Regions from separate parts of the Homo sapiens genome. Here region 1 is linked to region 2. A link is a loop called in an ENCODE intact Hi-C map of the cell type or tissue named here. Cell type or tissue: B cell. All regions are shown on one strand. Each heading gives the region's core, and the rest is flanking DNA. Links, peaks and the distances in the headings are about the cores only. Region 1 has its middle 16 kb from the start of MIR4708. Region 2 has its middle 17 kb from the start of LINC02324.

The links. A loop is a pair of places that touch in the nucleus more often than their neighbours do. Peaks named below come from ENCODE experiments on the same cell type or tissue, not always from the same donor. Only the 100,000 strongest peaks of a DNase experiment are listed, where the experiment ranks them.
Region 1: a loop joins it to region 2, with 3 times the contacts of the local background. A loop is called at or near these places in 2 of 110 quality-filtered maps.

The regions. Positions count from the first base shown.
Region 1 is chr14:65,350,223-65,353,135 of GRCh38, reverse strand. No RefSeq gene overlaps it. Among named protein-coding and RNA genes, the nearest start is that of MIR4708, 16 kb to the right of the region's middle. In B cell, for the core only: no CTCF peak of the experiment used is centred there; DNase peaks (open chromatin) are centred at 1,265 and 1,415; H3K4me3 peaks cover 667 bases; H3K27ac peaks cover 1,682 bases.
Region 2 is chr14:65,204,382-65,207,294 of GRCh38, reverse strand. No RefSeq gene overlaps it. Among named protein-coding and RNA genes, the nearest start is that of LINC02324, 17 kb to the left of the region's middle. RefSeq lists an enhancer at 2,154-2,263. In B cell, for the core only: no CTCF peak of the experiment used is centred there; DNase peaks (open chromatin) are centred at 554, 1,714 and 2,590; H3K4me3 peaks cover 2,136 bases; H3K27ac peaks cover 2,500 bases.

The DNA.
Region 1 (2,913 bases), core at 268-2,767, 150 kb before region 2:
TAAGCCCAGTCCATGCTTTGTAAATAGTGACTTTATTACACTCTTCCTAAATGACTCAATTTAAGGGCATCCTTTTTTTTTTTTTCCAGGCTAGGACACTAACAGATGAAACCTTTAGAACATTTTGCCCTTATTACTATTTCTAAGTTAATATGGGGAAATTTTACTTGACTTTGCCCTCTCCTAACTTTTTGCACATAAAATTTTATTTTCTCTTTTTATTTTTCTTTGAGACAGGGTATACTCAGACTGGAGTGTAGCAGTGAATTCCTGGGCTTAAGCAATCCTCCTGCCTCAGCTTCCCAAGTAGCTGGGACATAACATCTAACATTCCCAAGTAGCTACTAGTGCATAACATCTAAAAAAAAATTTTTTTTTAATTTTAAAAATTAAAATTTTTTTTTGTAGAGATGGGGTCTTGGTATGTTGTCCAGGCTGGTCTCAAACTCCTGGCCTCAAGCCTTCATTCTGCCTTGGCCTCCCAAAGTGCTGGGATCATGGGTGTGAGCCACCGGGCTTGGGCTTATTTTCTCCTGGTATTGCTAGTTTTTTTTTTTTTTTTTTAGACGGAGTCTTGCTCTGTCCCCAAGGCTGGAGTGCAGTGGCGTGATCTCGGCTCACTGCAACCTCTGTCTCCCAGGTTCAAGCAGTTCTCTGCCTCAACCTCCCAAATAGCTGGGGTTACAGGCACCTGCCACCACACCTGGCTAATTTTTGTATTTTTAGTAGAGACAGAGTTTCACCATCTTGGTCAGGCCGGTCTTGAACTCCTGACCTCGTGATCCACCTGCCTTGGCTTCCCAAAGTGCTGGGATTACAGGCATGAGCCACCACGCCTGGCTAAAGTAGTTTTTTAAAATTTAAAATGTATACAATAATTTTTTGTTTTCTAAAAAGCAAGATCCTTACTGTAATTGCTTTCAGGAGATAATTTTAGATAATGTATTAGTTCGTTCCTTGTTGATTATAATAGAATATGTGGAACTGGGTCATTTATAAAGAAGAGTAATTTATGTCTTACAGTTATGACGGCTGGGAAGTCCAGGATTGAGGGGCTGCAACTGTGAGGGGACTCTTGCTGGTGAGGACTTTCTGTAGAGTCCCAAGGCCACACTGGGAATCACATGGTGAGGGGCTGAGTGAGCTCACATGCTTGCTTAGGTCTCTCTTCCTCTTCTTAAAAAGCCACTAGTTCCACTCTCATGATTACCTGCTAGTCTATTAGCCCATTAATCCATTAACCTATAAATGGATTAATCATAAGGGTTGAAACCTTTTGATCCAATCACCTCTTAAAGATTCAATACGGTCACATTTTGAGATTAAGTTTCTAACACATGAAATTTGGGGGACACATTCAAACCATAGTAGATAAATAAGGAAAAAAAAGTCTTGCAAATTTTGCATTTTAAACCAGCACTAACAGGTGTTTCCGACGCATGCTACGGCTTAAGAAGCACTGCAAAAGTCAGCTCTTCAAGCTTCTCACAGGCAGCTGTCCTAAGACATCAGCATCCCCTTCCCTCCATTAGAGCCTACACCAATGAGTTTGAGATAAAGCAATTTTATATAAAAACAGCCTAGTATCTCTATATTGGAAAGTCTGTCCTTAACACCAGGTTTTGAAGTCCAGGAAAGCTGTGTACGTTATTTAACTTAAAAAGTTAAATATGGGCCAGGCACAGTGGCTCACACCTGTAATCCCAGCACTTTTGGAGGCCGAGGCGGGTGGATCACCTGAAGTCGGAAGTTCAAGACCAGCCTGACCAACATGGCAAAACCCTGCCTCTACTAAAAATACAAAAATTAGCCAGGCGTGGTGGCGCATGCCTGTAATCCCAGCTACTCAGGAGACTGAGGCAGGAGACTTACTTGAACCCGAGAAGTGGAGGTTGCAGTGAGCAAAGATCGCGCCACTGCACCTAGCCTGGGTGACAGAGTGAGACTCTGTCTCAAGAGAAAAAAAGTTACATATGTATATCTATCTATATATTTAAATCACATATATATATGTGTGTGTGTGTGTATGTGTATGTGTGTGTATGTGTATATATATATATATATATATAACTTTAGGCCGTGCATCGTGGCTCATCTCTGTAATCCCAGCACTTTGGGAGGCCGAGGCGGGTGGATCACGAGGTCAGGAGATGGATTCCATCCTGGCTAACATGGTGAAACCCCGTCTCTACTAAAAAATACAAAAAATTAGCTGGGCGTAGTGGGGGCGCCTATAATCCCAGCTACTTGGGAGGCTGAGGCAGGAGAATGGCGTGAACCCGGGAGGCGGAGCTTATAGTGAGCCAAAACCGCGCCACTGCACTCCAGCCTGGGCGATAGAGCGAGACTCCGTCTCAAAAAAAAAAAAAAAAAAGAAAAACTTTAAAAGTTTTATACTCAAGGCTTTTCCTAGAATATACATTCCTCCATATTCCCTATTTTAAAAATTACCTCTTTGTCTCTCAAGCTCAACAACTTTTCTGTGAATCTCTTGATCCTTGCACATCTGGCATGAAAATATCCCAAGTTATCTGCATTGGCAGATGGAGCTGTGCTGAACAGAAGCTTTATCCTGGATTCGGTCCTCTCTCCCAGCACAAGCACCTGACTCAACTTCCGAAGTGTGGAGAACGTTATGGAACTTCATCTTGCCCTAGTTTACCTCCTCCGACTTCCAGTCCTACCCACTTATACTTCTTCCTGGTCCAAATGGATTATCCCCCTAATTTTTCCCCTTAAAGATATCAATAGAAGATTGATTATCCACACTGTATGCTCATTATTGTCCTGCGTTGCTCCTTAGAAGCTGTTGCTAAGTAATGCTAAGTACTAAGCCAGGTTCCTGTGGTCTGCTCCCGCACCCTAGAAGGGTCTTACGTGAATTGGGCTGGGATGAGTTCCAGCACATGGGAA
Region 2 (2,913 bases), core at 183-2,682:
GAGTCGCACCCACAGTTGGCTTAATTTAACATGACACAAAAAACGTTCCTGGCTAAACCGCTGCATATTAATTTGGACAATTACTTTCAGCCAGTGGCGTGCTAGGGCCAGCTTATACTGGCTCCAGAGAGGCAATTGTTAAACACTCAGAATTTTAACAGCAGGTTGGTGTCTTGAAATCGGCCACTGTTGGAAGTATTTACACCAAGGAAATTGGCAAATGTTATGAACTAGGGCATTTGGGGTGGGAGAAAAGAGCCACTTTACCAGCATACTCCTGCCTTTAGCCCAACTCAGCATTTCCTCCACCCACAAACTCTCAGTTTTGTTTGGTCTATTTCCCTCACTTACGCTTTAGTAGAGGCCGTATAGTGCAGTTAAGAGGAGGGGCTATAGGGCCATACTATCCTTGTGCAAGTCTATACACTAGCAATGGGACCCTGAGCACACTGCTTAATATCTCTATGATTCCTTGTTCCCATCCCTATGACTAGAGCTGTTCATTGCACCTTCTCATAGGATTTTCATGGGGTTAAATGAGTTAATACATTCAAAGGACCTAGAGCAGTGCCTGGAGAAAAAGGAGCTCCACAAGTATTAGCTATCATCATTCTAAAACTGAAATTTCAGTTAGTTCTCTTATTTTACTTTTGTGGTTAGAAGATGCAAATATCTACTCACCAGTTTAAACCCTGCACTGCTTGCTGAATATAAATATCCCCAATGCCTCACTTTTGGGTGAGTAATACCAGGTCAACTCACGCCTTCTTCCTCTCAAAAAAAAAAAAAAAGGAATAGCAGTGATACATGGTAAAAAGCCTACTCATACTATGATTCCAAAATGTGGGTATTGGTTTTGCATCTCATTTCCAGAATTAGAAAAAGTCTCCTCTGTATTTAGTTTTTATAAGTTCTCCTTTTTTTTTTTCCCATTTCAGTTTTAAGATGCGCTGTATTTTTCTTATTTTCAGGGTCCCGAAATCAGGATGGGTGTTTCAGTTGATGCATGCGTTTGATGTGGTTGTGTTTCTTTTCCTCCGCCTAAAAGCAGTTATTAAAATGATGGCGTTTGCAGATCTAGATTTGAAAGAAAAGAATAATGGTGCATCTTGCAATCAATAGTGTTTTAGAATCCAGGAAACACAGTAATAATACTCAACGAAAAAGTCAGTTCTAGGATGCCAGCTTCCGCATCCAGTGTCTTGTCCCCAGGAGCACGATGTTCCAAGGGTGGGGCTGTGTCCTGTTGTGCCTGCTGCAGCCATGCTTTCTTTCCTTTAGGATCAGTGTTGGTGGGGGCTTGGCCCAGGATTGGATGGTATCTTGTTTTGTTTTTTTGAGATAGAGTTTCACTCTCTCGCCCGGGCTGGAGTGCAGTGATCGCAGCCCACTACAGCCTCGAATTCCTGGGCTCAAGTGCCCTCCTGCCATGGCCTCCCAGTTCTGGGACTACAGGCATTAGCCCCTGTACCCAGCCATGGATGTTTTTTAAGTGTGCAAAGATTCCTCCTCATTCTTCAATTAAAAGCATAGTGAACCATCTGCTGGGCTGGGATTGGACTATGAGAGAGAAAAGCACTAAGACAAGCTGAAAACACAGGTGAAAGTAGCAAGCAGGCTCCCAAATAAAGAGCAGGCCCAGCTCTGCCAGTCAGCACGCGCACACACACACACACACACACACACACACACACACACGTTATGTTTTTGAGTCACGCCCCTTCCTTGTTCCACATGATTGGTCTACACTTCACACTTCCCCTATAATCTCAGTTTCTTTCACCTGGTTTCTTGCCCAAACAGCTTGTTGGGTTTAAGAAGGAGAAATCTATAAAAGAATTGAAGTCTCTTCAGGGAAGGGCCTAGCAGAGCAATTCTGGCTGTGGCAACTCCCCTGGGGTGGCTCCTCCCTAGCCATCTCCTGAGCACACAAGCAAGGACCCTTTCCTCTCAGCTGTCACTCTGGACATGTGTAATGATCCCAATACAGGAGACTCTGAGCCGCAGCCCCTAGGCCCACCTTACGTGTGAGAACTCTCCTGTGTGAGGCCGAGGCAAAGCTGCACGGGATCCTGAGAGAGCAGCAGCCAGAGCAGAAGCTGCAGGAGAGACTGGCACATGGAAGCCAGCCTGTCTCCACAGCCCATGTTCTTGTTTTGTTCTAACTCTACGTGCTTTGGTCGGTTTCCCCTACAACACAGCAGCAGCAGGTGGGCGCACAATGCAGGGACCGGCCCACCCTGACATGGCTGTGTTTGGCAGCCCTGCACACCCCCTTTTCTTTTTTTGCAGGAGTCAGGAGACTGGGGTGGAAGAGGTGGAGACCCAGTCATATCAGGCAAGGGAGGTCTGCACTGCGCTGCAGCCAGAAGGCTAACAGATCACATCCCCACTGTCCCTTCCCAGCTCTGCTCTCCTGCTCTGTGGAGCAGGCCTGGCTGGATACCCCACATGCTACTGCTCTGCATCCACCCCACCCCCACATTCACACTGAAGCCACAGTCCCCAGGCTTACTCCCAGCCAGTGCTGAGCAGGGGTGCAGGGGGTGGGCACTAAGCAGGCCATTTCTGCAAGATCCAGGACTCCTCCAAAGGGCAGCTTTGGCCCAGAGACTCCTCCTCCACCCAGCTGAACCTTTCTCAGAGCCGGGCTGCAGCCTAAGTCTCCCTACCTGTGCAGTAAAGAATTGAACCTTGCCCCTCAAAGAGGTCTAGTCTTTACCCTTGGCCCCCGGGAGGTCATCTTTGTTTGCCTGGGGGTCTTAGGCTGGCCAGATAGTAACAGTGTGACTTAGGGTGGGGAGTAGCCACACCAGAAAAGCCAACATTATGATTTGCATGGGGCTTGGGGTCACCAAGGTACCAACCAGGGCTCGAGTAAGCTTCCCTGCAGGGCACCCTTCAGATCCCCAT